Regions from separate parts of the Homo sapiens genome. Here region 1 is linked to region 2. Evidence: chromatin loops called from intact Hi-C (ENCODE). Cell type or tissue: ascending aorta. All regions are shown on one strand. Each heading gives the region's core, and the rest is flanking DNA. Links, peaks and the distances in the headings are about the cores only. Region 1 overlaps SHROOM3 (shroom family member 3). Region 2 overlaps SHROOM3 (shroom family member 3).

The links. A loop is a pair of places that touch in the nucleus more often than their neighbours do. Peaks named below come from ENCODE experiments on the same cell type or tissue, not always from the same donor. Only the 100,000 strongest peaks of a DNase experiment are listed, where the experiment ranks them.
Region 1: a loop joins it to region 2, with 3 times the contacts of the local background. A loop is called at or near these places in 5 of 110 quality-filtered maps.

The regions. Positions count from the first base shown.
Region 1 is chr4:76,653,385-76,658,768 of GRCh38, reverse strand. All of the region lies in intron 2 of SHROOM3 (shroom family member 3), which reads right to left. Among named protein-coding and RNA genes, the nearest start is that of MIR548AH, 81 kb to the right of the region's middle. In ascending aorta, for the core only: no CTCF peak of the experiment used is centred there; a DNase peak (open chromatin) is centred at 2,674; H3K27ac peaks cover 5,000 bases.
Region 2 is chr4:76,708,958-76,714,341 of GRCh38, reverse strand. SHROOM3 (shroom family member 3) reads right to left here. Exons shown (of 11, transcript NM_020859.4): 3 at 4,055-4,186. It overlaps SHROOM3-AS1 (SHROOM3 antisense RNA 1), which reads left to right. Exons shown (of 3, transcript NR_187405.1): 3 at 3,948-4,436. Among named protein-coding and RNA genes, the nearest start is that of SHROOM3-AS1, 91 kb to the left of the region's middle. In ascending aorta, for the core only: no CTCF peak of the experiment used is centred there; no DNase peak of the experiment used is centred there; H3K4me3 peaks cover 548 bases; H3K27ac peaks cover 2,999 bases.

The DNA of each region.
Region 1 (5,384 bases), core at 306-5,305, 56 kb after region 2:
TCTGTTTATCCATCCAAAGGTACCTATGTTAGTTACTAGTTGGATCCTACCAAGCACACATGCGGGCATGTGCACACACACACAAACACACACACACATACACACATGGGAGGGGGTTTGGAAGGGTAGCATCCTGCAGGAATGCTTGATGTAACATTTACCACACTATTATATATAGTTCACTGTTCCTGCTCTGTATTGCTCACTTGACAGTGAGGTTCTGGATGGTATGAAACAGTTTGTCTAGTTTATCCTCCATTCTTAATGCTTAACAGAGTATCTGACACATACTAGGCAAAAATAAATATTTTTAGTCTTGCTATTTCCTGTTATGTTCTTTATGGAGATGGAAACCAGCAATGTAAATCTTTTTCTACTTAAAGATACTGACTCATTGCTCAATCTCTCACATCCAGCCACATAGCCTTTCCTTTGATTTTCCATTTTTAGAACCTCCCCTGAGGGCTCTTCCAGAAATGAAGCAGGAATTTCTGTAATGATTTCATTAATTCCAACTAAGGTAGCAAACATAAGTCACCAAGGCTTGAGGTTTGAAACCCTGTAATTTGGTGTTCAGCTTCACATCCTCACAGTCGGTGGATGCTAAGCAGATCTGATCTGTGCTTTCCTAATTTTCACAATTGTTGTGGGATTGTGGGAAGTTATTATAAAATGCATGGAAGAGCACTTTGGTAACTACAAAGCAGGTATTGCTATCGACTTCATTTTATCAATGTGGAAAAGTCCAGAGGCAAAGTGATTTGCCCTGGCTTATGCTGGAGCCCAAACCAATGGTTTCCCAACAGCCCAATGAACGTGCTGAACTCCATGGAGAGGACCAGTTCTAGGACTGTCTCCACTTGACCAGAAGGGAACACCCAGCTGGCACTGATCTTAGAATATGTATCCTTGGGAAGGGTCCTGAAACCAGCCCAGTCTGCAGGGGACCAGGTGTTGACCACTAGCTTGTCTTACTTGGGCCCGGAGACAGTTTGTTCTCTTTGTATCTTTATATCAGAAAATCCAACAGTCACAGAGCAGAGAAGCAGGTTTCTTCTATAATTAGCATAACAGGTCAATGGATGTCACTGTTGCACCACAGAAACAGAATCTAAACTCCAAGGGGACCCCCCCACCCCCAAACAGCAGCACCCTCACTATTTGGGAACATTAGGAGAGCAGAGCACACTTTGAACCAAAAGAAAGCAATTATAAATGAGTAACAGATATTCCATTTAAAAATGTTAGCGCTAGTAATGAGCAGGCATATTCAGGGACAAGTTAAGGCAAATAGCTTTGAACATCATGAATGGCTATAAATGAGTGTATATGTCATTTACCAGGAGGAAAAGTCACAAAATGAATCAAACCAAGTCTTTTGACTTCAAATACTGTGTTTCTTTCACTCTGCCTCTCACAATGTTCAAAATTATTTTAGAAAATACGTTGATACTTAGATTAAGACTTCTCACCATCTATCAACGGCCTTACATAAATGTTTTGGAAAGAACTTAAATCCTCAACCTAGTATAATGATCAAATGAATATGTGTATATATATATATAGAGAGAGAGAGAGCGAGAGAGAGAGAGAGAGAGAGTTTCGCTCTTGTTGCCCAGGCTGGAGTTCAATGGCATGATCTCGGCTCACTGCAACCTTCATCTCTTGGGTTCAAGCAATTCTCCTGCCTCAGCCCTCTGAGTAGCTGGGATTACAGGCACCTGCCACCACGCCCATCTAATTTTTTGTATTTTTAGTAGTAGAGATGGTGGTTTCACTATGTCGGCCAGGCTGGTCTCGAACTCCTGACCTCAGGTGATCCACCCACCTCAGCCTCCCAAAGTGCTGGGATTACAGGCATGAGCAACTGTGCCTGGTGAATATGTGTATTTATTCAGCACCTACTTTCTGCCAGGAACTTGTTTGATTTTTCACAACTCTTGAAGGTAAGATGATTATTTCCATTTTTCATGTGGGTTCAGCAAGAGTAAGTAATGTTTCCATTATGCAGCTGGTAAGAGACAGACATTGGTACAGATCCACGTCTACTGGCCTGCAAGTTAGGATGTGCTCCTATTCAGTTCAAGCCTTCTTTGACATCCCACTGCATGTGCCTTATTGGAGATACTACAATAAATGCAAACCATCTCTGCTCCCAAAGAAATGTTGAGGTCTTTCATGGACAATTATATTACAGTCGAGTAAGAAGGGCTTTTTCCAGGTGCCATGCAACTCAGTGAGGGTTAGAAAGGGCCTATGACACTGAGATATAAAGAGTGAATAAAATCCAGCAGGCAAAGAAAAATATAGTCCAAGGGCATTTAACCTGGAGGAATATCCAGTGTCTAGGTAAGAAGTGGAGAAATATTATAAATACCTGTAATTTAAATTCAGAGAAGATTTTTTAAAGGAACAATCTGTTTCTTTTAAATTGGACTGGGTGTGAACTGTTACTATTAATAACCTACTGCCCAGCAGTAATTCCTAAGAGGAACCGTAGTACAAGACTCTGCTTATACTATGGGATGGAAAGTCAAGCCTTGTCTTGGGAATGGTGAGGGGCTCTGGTACCACAAATACACTAAAAATACTTCCATGAGTTTCCTTATAGTTGGAAATGAAGCAGGAGCAGCAGGAATAAGAAATGAGGAACTCCCTGCCAGCTCTCCTGGCGCCCTCACCATGCCTGAGTCCCTGACTCCAGACCAAGGAATCTCTGATACAGCAGGGTAAGAACAGGCCACAGCAGAATGGTCTCCACGAGTCTCTAATTTCATGAATACAAAACTGTGACTGTCTCTCTATTTTCCGGTCTAGTATAAAACCTCACATGCACAGATAACAGATGTAAGCAGCTATGTAACTGGGTACTGGGAATCCTTTTCCATCCAGGTCCAGAACTGACTCCCCCAGCAGAGAGAAGGAAGGTGATCCTGAGAGATAAATGCCAGTGACATCCCCTGGCAATTCCTATGGCCTTTGGAGCCATCACAGGTCACAGGCTATAATCATTCTTGAAATTTCTGACGATGAGACCTGTCACTGCTGTCAGACAGGCTTAACTGGCCTTTTTGGACACTTTCTTAAAATATAAGTAAATTGGGCAGCTAATCCTACAGTGTTGTATCTTGTTTTTTCTTGGAGCTTTGAAGTCTGGACTTGGAGACGGAAAGGTTAAGTGAGCAACCCTAGAGAAAAGAACACAGGAATTTCTTTGTGTTTATCTTAACAATATCCATAACTTTCCACTTTTAGCCCAGTGACATTTTTCCCTTTTTTCCTGCCCAACAGTCTTTCTTGGTCGTGGTCACATTTAATATTTTTGGATAGAAATGACAATAGGACTGAAGGTCCTCTTATTGGCCCAGAATGTAATGGTGATGCTAAAAATGTATAAATGACTGAATCATTTAACAAGTATTTGCTATACCTGTGTCCTTAGCACTGTGTCTAAAGAGAACATGGTGAGTGATTAAACAAAGAGGCAGAACAATGGACTAGGGGACCTCAGGACTTCACTTGTAGCTGCAGGAACCTGAGAAGAGACTAAAGCTGCAGCTCAGGTGGGGGATATTTGCATATAATATTGGATAAGCTATTTATTTTTCCCCTCATGCATTCTAATTTGAAATACATGAAAATGATATGTAAATATATTAGTATAATTTTCATTAAAATCATTCCTTTCTTCAACAAATACTGAGCACTGGCCAAGCATAAAGGCCAGCAGTAACCAAGCTGACTACTTTCTGAATGATTCATTTTCACCACTTTAATCCATACTTAGCCAGAGCCACATAGTATGATAGGCTGGAAGTCAGATAGTCAAATAGATCTCAAATCCTGGCTTCTCTACTCAATAGCTGTGTGACTTTGGGCTAAGCAACTTTCTCCTTTGAGCCTTAATTTTATCATTTGCAAACTGAGGATAATAAGTTAATATAATAGCATAATACAATAATTACCATCACTATATATTTCCTATAGGATAGGCAATGATGGTGGCACCCCAACTGTGAGAGGCAATCATCCTTGAACCCTCCCCCTCCTCCTCATCTCCTGTATCAAAAGAGTCACTAAATCATACTGTTTTATCTCCAAAATATTTCCCAAATCCTGTCCCCTATTTCCCATTGCCCTAGGTCAAGCCCTCATCACCTCTTGGCAAATCTAAATTGTCTCCCTGCTTTCACTCTTGTGCTCCTTTAATCCATTTTCTGCATGGCAGCCTGGGCAACATGGTGAAACCCCATCTCTACAAAAAAAATACAAAAATTAGCTGGGCATGTTGGCACACACCTGTAGTCCCAGCTACTTGGGAGGCTGAGGTGGGAGGATCCCTTGAGTCCAGCCAGTAGAGGTTGCCAAAACAACTGGTTTAAACAAAAACATGTCACTTCCTTACTTGAAGGCTCTCAATGGCTCCCCACCTCTTAGAATAAAGTACAAACTCTCAGAATGCCAGACAAGGTCACCTGTCTACCTCGGCAGACTTTTAACGTTCCCTTCCCAACACTCAACACACACCAGGCTTTTTCACCTGTGTCTTATCTTACACTTCGACGTTAACTGCAACACTGAATTATGCCTCTGCTTCAGTGTCCTCACCTCCTCTACCCACTTATCTAAGACTCAGTTCAGGCCAGACAACTCGAGAAAGCTTTTCTTGACGCCTCCAGCTTCTACTGCCCAGCTGGGTTAGGAACTCTCTACCCAAGCCTGTTATCATGTCTATTTTGTTACATTTACCACATTGATTGGTAATTTATCTATATATGAGTTTTTCTCCATTACTAGAGTCTTCTATTTAAGGCAAAAACCATGCCTTACTCATCTTTGTATCCCCATAACCTAGCACAGTTCATGGCATGTTGCAAAGGCTCAATAAATAAAATGAACGAGCTGAGCATGGTGGCTCAGCTAAGCCATAGGCCCAGCACTTTGGGAAGCTGAGGTGGGCAGATCACTTGAGTCTGGGAGTCTGAGACCAGCCTGTGCAACATGGAAAAACCTCGTCCCTACTGAAAATACAAAAATTAGCCAGGTGTGGTGGCATGGCCCTGTAGTCCCAGCTACTCAGAAGGCTGAGGTGGGAGGATCCTTCGAGCCCAGGAGGCGGAGGTTGCAGTGAGCTGAGATGGTGCCACTGTACTCCAGCCTGAGTGACAAAGTGAGACTCTGTCTCAAAAAAATTAATTAGTTAAATAAAATGAATGAAGAAATGAAGACAAGAATGTGACTCTGCAGTTCATGCTTTTTGCATATACCACATGTCATACCATATGTCATGTATCTAGAATGCTGGTTCTCAACCAGGGGCAATTTTGCTCCCAGAGGACATCCTGCAATGTCTGGAGACACCTGGGTTGTCACAATTGGGGGAA
Region 2 (5,384 bases), core at 308-5,307:
TGTCAAGGTCACAAAAGCCAAGGAAAGACTGAGGAAATATCACAGATCAGAGGAGGCTAAGGGAACACAATGTGGGATCCTAGAACAGAAACAGGACATTAATGGGAAAGAATGGTGAGATCTGAGTAAAGTTTATAGTTTATATAAAGTTAAGTCTGTTAGCTAATAGTATTACACCAGTGCTGATTTCTTAGTTTTGATATTTGTACTACGGTTATAAAGGGTGTTAACATTAGAGAAAGCTGGGTGACAGGTATACAGGAAATCTCTGTACTATTTTTACAACTTTTCTGTGAGTCTACAATGATTTCAAAACAAAAAAGTAAAAAGCAAAACAAACAGGATGTAGGATCTGAGCGTAACTAGATGAGAATGACTCTGATTTCCTAGGTTAGTCCCATATCAGTAACAGTTGGGTTGCAGAGAGACTTCTTGGGGGACAGGAAAATTAGGAGGTACACTAACATAGGGCTTACAATTTACAGTCATGTGCCACATAATGACATTTCAGCCAACAATGGAGTGCACATTATGACGGTGGTTCCATAAGATTATAATGGAGCTGAAAAATTCCTATCGCCTGGTGAAGCTGTAGCCATCACTCACGTGGTTTTGATGCTGGCATAAACCTACTGCACTTGCCAGTCCTCTAAAAGTACAGTACATACAATCATGTACAGTACATAATACTTTATAATAAATGTGTGTTACTGGCTTATGTATTTACTATATTATACTTTTAATCATTATTTTATTCTGTATTCCCACTTATTAAAAAAAGAAGCTAACTGTGAAATAGCCTCAGGCAGGTTCTACAGGAGGTGTTCCTGAATAAGGCAGTGTTATCCAGGAGAGCTCAGCTCCATGCACTGCCCCTGCAGACCTTCCAGAGGGACAAGACATAAAGGTAGAAGCCAGTGGTATTGATGATCCTGCTCTGTTTGGCCTAGGCTAGAGTGTGTGTTTGTGTCTCAGTTTTTAACAAAAATGTTTAAAAGAAAAAAAAATTCAATGAAAAAAAGCTTTTAGGATAAGGATATAAAAAAGAAAATATTTGTATAGCTATACAATGTGTCTGTGTTCTAAACTAAGTGTTAATACAAAAGAGTCAAATATTTTTAAAAGTTTAAAAGTTTATAAAGTTACAGTAAGCTAACGTTAATTATAGAAGAAAAAATTTTAAATAAATTTGGCGTAGCCTCAGTGTACAGTAAAGCAGTGCACAGTACCGGCCTTCACGTTCACTCACCACTCACTCGCTGACTCTCCCAGAGCAACTGCCATTCCTGCAGGCTCCCTTCATGGTGAGTGCCCTATGTAGGTGTATCCTTTTTATCTTTTACATTGTATTTTTGTCTGTTTAGACAAGCAAATCCTTACCATTGTGTGACAATTGCCTACAGAATTCAGTACAGCAACATGCTGTCCAGGTTCATAGTCTAAGAGCTACACCATAGTCTAGGCTACACCAAATGGCCCAGGTGTGTAGGTCACACCATCTAGGTTTGTGTAAGTGCACTCTAGTATGTTCAGCAACAATAAAATCGCTTAATGACACATTGCTCAGAATGTATCCCTGTCATTAAGCAATACGTGACTGTATTTGTAGAGATATGACACATACATGTAAAATTCTTAGTGTATGAAGAGTAAAAATTCCAGCCAAGAGCAGGAGTGATGTCTGCACCATCTAGCTCATGACTTTTTACAAAGGAAATTGCTTGTCGCTTATGTTCTCCATACAGACATAGCGCCATCGGCCAGCTTTGACCACACTGATGAGGACAATCCCAGCTTGTTATAAATATGATTTATTTATGTTTAAGATAGTAAGTAGATATACATTTGTTTGTTCCACTCAACTTTCAGGGATTGTTTTATAAAATATTTTAATTGTTTCTAGCTCAAACCCAGGTCTATGTGATTCTACTGCTGATATTCTTAACCCCCAGTCAGTTTCTGTGATTCCTGCCTTCCCTGTCCTAATGGCCCTGCAGATATCCCCAAGTGCCTCATACCAGCAACTCAGCAGTCACTCTTTAGTTTTTCTCTCCTTTATCCTACCCTCATCTGCTATTTATTCTGCCTCCCTAAATTTATCTCAAATCTGTCTCATCTCTTGTCCCATCACCATTGATTTAGTTCAGGTCTTGATCATTTTCTTTCCAGGCTGGAGCAGAAACTCCCTAACTACTACTTTCTGGCCTTGAGCTTTGGCACTGACATTAGATTAGCCTATCGGGCCCTGTGGACACCTCCTTGTTAAAGAGAAAATTTTGATTCTCTATATTTTAAAGATCCTAGCAGGCTAAAGGAAAGAGTGATAACCTCGGAGCTTCTGCTTCTTAGGATGTCTCTGGGAGCAACCTTGCTGGCTGGATCTCTTGAGTCAGAGGTCTTGGCGAATCTCACCCTGTTCTTGGCCTGACTCTCAGACACCAGCCAGTTGGCCTCCCTAGACCTTTGGTATGTTTAAACTTCTTTTAAATCTTTTTTTTTTTTTCAAATGAAATCTAACAAAGAACCTTAAACACCCCAATACAAGTGTTGTTTTATTATATAACATTATTTCTTTTATGTATATTTGTGTATTATTGAACATGGATAGTCTAAAGATACCAATATGGATTTGCATAAATCCAAATTATATTGTTTGTTTGAAGCTCTGTCTCCCAGGCTAGAGCGCAGTGACTCAATCATGGCTCACTGTAGCCTCGACCTCCCAGGTTCAAGCAATCCTCCCACCTCAGCCTCCAGAGTACTTGGGACCACAGGTGTGTGCCAGTATGCCCAGCTAATTTTTATATTTTTTGTAGAGACAGGGTTTTGCCATTTTGCCCAGGCTGGTCTTGAATCTCTGGGCTTACAGGCATGAGCCACTGAGCCCAGCCTACTTATTTATAATGCAAGTCGACATGTCTATATGAAAGAACTTCCCAAACTGAAATCAAGATAATTGGTTACTATGATAACATTTGTTGCACTCATGACATAGTAGGCACAGCCCTAGTGCTTGACATGTATCGGCTCTTTCAGTCCTTTCAGCATCCCTAGGAGGCGGATCAGTTATTAAACTTATTTTACAGTTGGAAGTAGAGAGAGCTTCTATAACAAGTCTGAGGGTCTATGGTAAGTGGCAGAATCTAGGCTTGAATTTTAGGTAGTCTGACACTGCACAAACCCCATCTTACTCCCCGTATCATACTACCATTCATGATATCATACAGACTTTTGTGATAATGATGAGAATGATGAGGATAATTATATTCACACAGCATTATACCACCACCTAACATTTATTTTTTGTTCTGAGTGGGCTGTGTGCTGAGTGCTTTGAATACCGTATCTCGTTGAATCCTACAGTTGTCCTATGAAGTAGGCACTGTTGTGCTGATGCTGAGGCATTGGTGTAGAGGCTGAATTTGAATCCACTGCCTCCTAGCTGAATGCTATTCTACAAGAGCAAACCTCACAGGGCTGGTGTGAGAATTTAATGAGATAGCCCGTGCAAAGCCAGGACACCTAGCACATGGGAAGCACTCAGGTTCATTCACTCTCAAAATCTGACCCACATGGGTAAGTAGCTACAAATCTTTGTTAGGCTTACGTTGGAATCTTGGGACATTCCTCCGAGAAATTTTAAATGAAGATTAGTTCAAAGATGAATTAGTCTTGCTGTACAATTTGGCACACTGATCATTTCCAAGGTATAAAACATAAGTGTATCACTTTTGATGTTTTAAATTGTAGTTTTACAAATAATTATAAATGTATTTTTGAAATGATATTTGAATCAAACTATTTGTGGGACCCTGGAATGACCTCCCAGGAACTTTACAGTTCTTTAGAACCTTGTGCGTAAACTACCATTAATAAGATCAGTATCCTTCTAAACTCTGAGCTTCTATCTCGCCTCCTTGTTCTGCCTCTTACCTCTCTCTCAACAGCCTGTATCCTGACCATCCTTGCCCCCGACTCCTCTCCCAGCAGCTGAGTGGCTTTTTGGACTGGGTTCTTTTTCCGAACTGCCAGCACCAACTTCCGTGCGTCTTACCTGTGCTTCAGCCGAAGTTTAACCCCTCCTGACCACGCTGCTTTCCTGTGCTGGGGGCCAGAGGTGAGGTGTTCTGGGCTGACGAAGTTAGAGGCACCAGTATCTGCATGGCCTGGGTCTGTGCACACATCTCTGTCAACAATAGGAAAAGAAGAAGCTGAGCATGATGGTGTTCATGGACAGGAGCACAAATGAATCTTAAAAACCGAAAAAGCACATGAAAACGAACCCCGGAGCCAGAGCAAAGCAGCACAGCTAAGTGCAGGGTTCTAAGCCTGCACCTAACAAAGTTCTCTGCCCTACGAAGGCGAATCCACTACTGAGTGTCGTGTCTTCCTTTTTTATCCATGTTCCTCTGAAGCAATAAAGCATTATTTCCCAATCTCAGAAAACCCAGATTTTCTAAGCAAAAAGGAAGAAAGTTATATTAACTGTTATAAAGACAAACTCCCCTGTAATTTGGTTTTGGTAATAAGGGAAAAACTGGATTCACTGAAGCAAACTGTCAAACGAGGTGGTTTGAAACCAAGCCTCTGCCACCTCACTTCTCAAGTTCTCTTTAAGGAGCGGGATCTCCAAGTGTAACAGGCCTTGCTCTGTTCAGTGGGTGGCAGCTCAGAAGCACATGCCAACTCTTGAGCTTGAGCTATTTCAGATTGTTTAGATTCCACTGCACTGGGAGGCAAGCCTTTTGTGTGTCCATTTAAATCCACCCTCCCACCCCCAGTCCCTAACACCATTCCCATAACTCTCTTCCTCCATACTCCCAGGGAGTCAGAGAAAAATTTTAAGCCCTACATGGCCAATGTGTTCCGCCATGGGAACAGGAACATTTCTTCTCCTTAGGACAGTGACAGGTCATGAATTTCTAAGCATCCTGACTGTGCTCTTGATGTCTCATCAGACTGTCCCCTGCATCAGGCTTTGAAGTTTTGTCATCATCTCTGTTTGTGGGGAACCAGTGGTTTATTTTCAATTTCTGTCTTCAAGGATTTTTCTAAGCCTCTGAGATCTGACTGGTGGGCCCATAAACAGAATCTGGAGAAGGTACAAATGAGGCCGTGCCTCCTCTGCACAGGCCATGGCTGAGAGGGGAAGGGATTACTGAACAGCTGTTAAGAATAAGCCCCGTCCATCTGGCCTTCTATTTCCTGGAACACAGAACGGAAGTGAAAGAGCTTTCTTTCCTAAATCCTAAGGCAAATGAAAGGATCTCTTTTTATTCTACAGCATGGGGAAGATGGCCAGGAGGCCAACAGGGAGTTTCCATTTCTAAGCTCAAGTTTTCATGTTTACCTTAGTTATATCTAAGCACCACCACCTCCTTCTG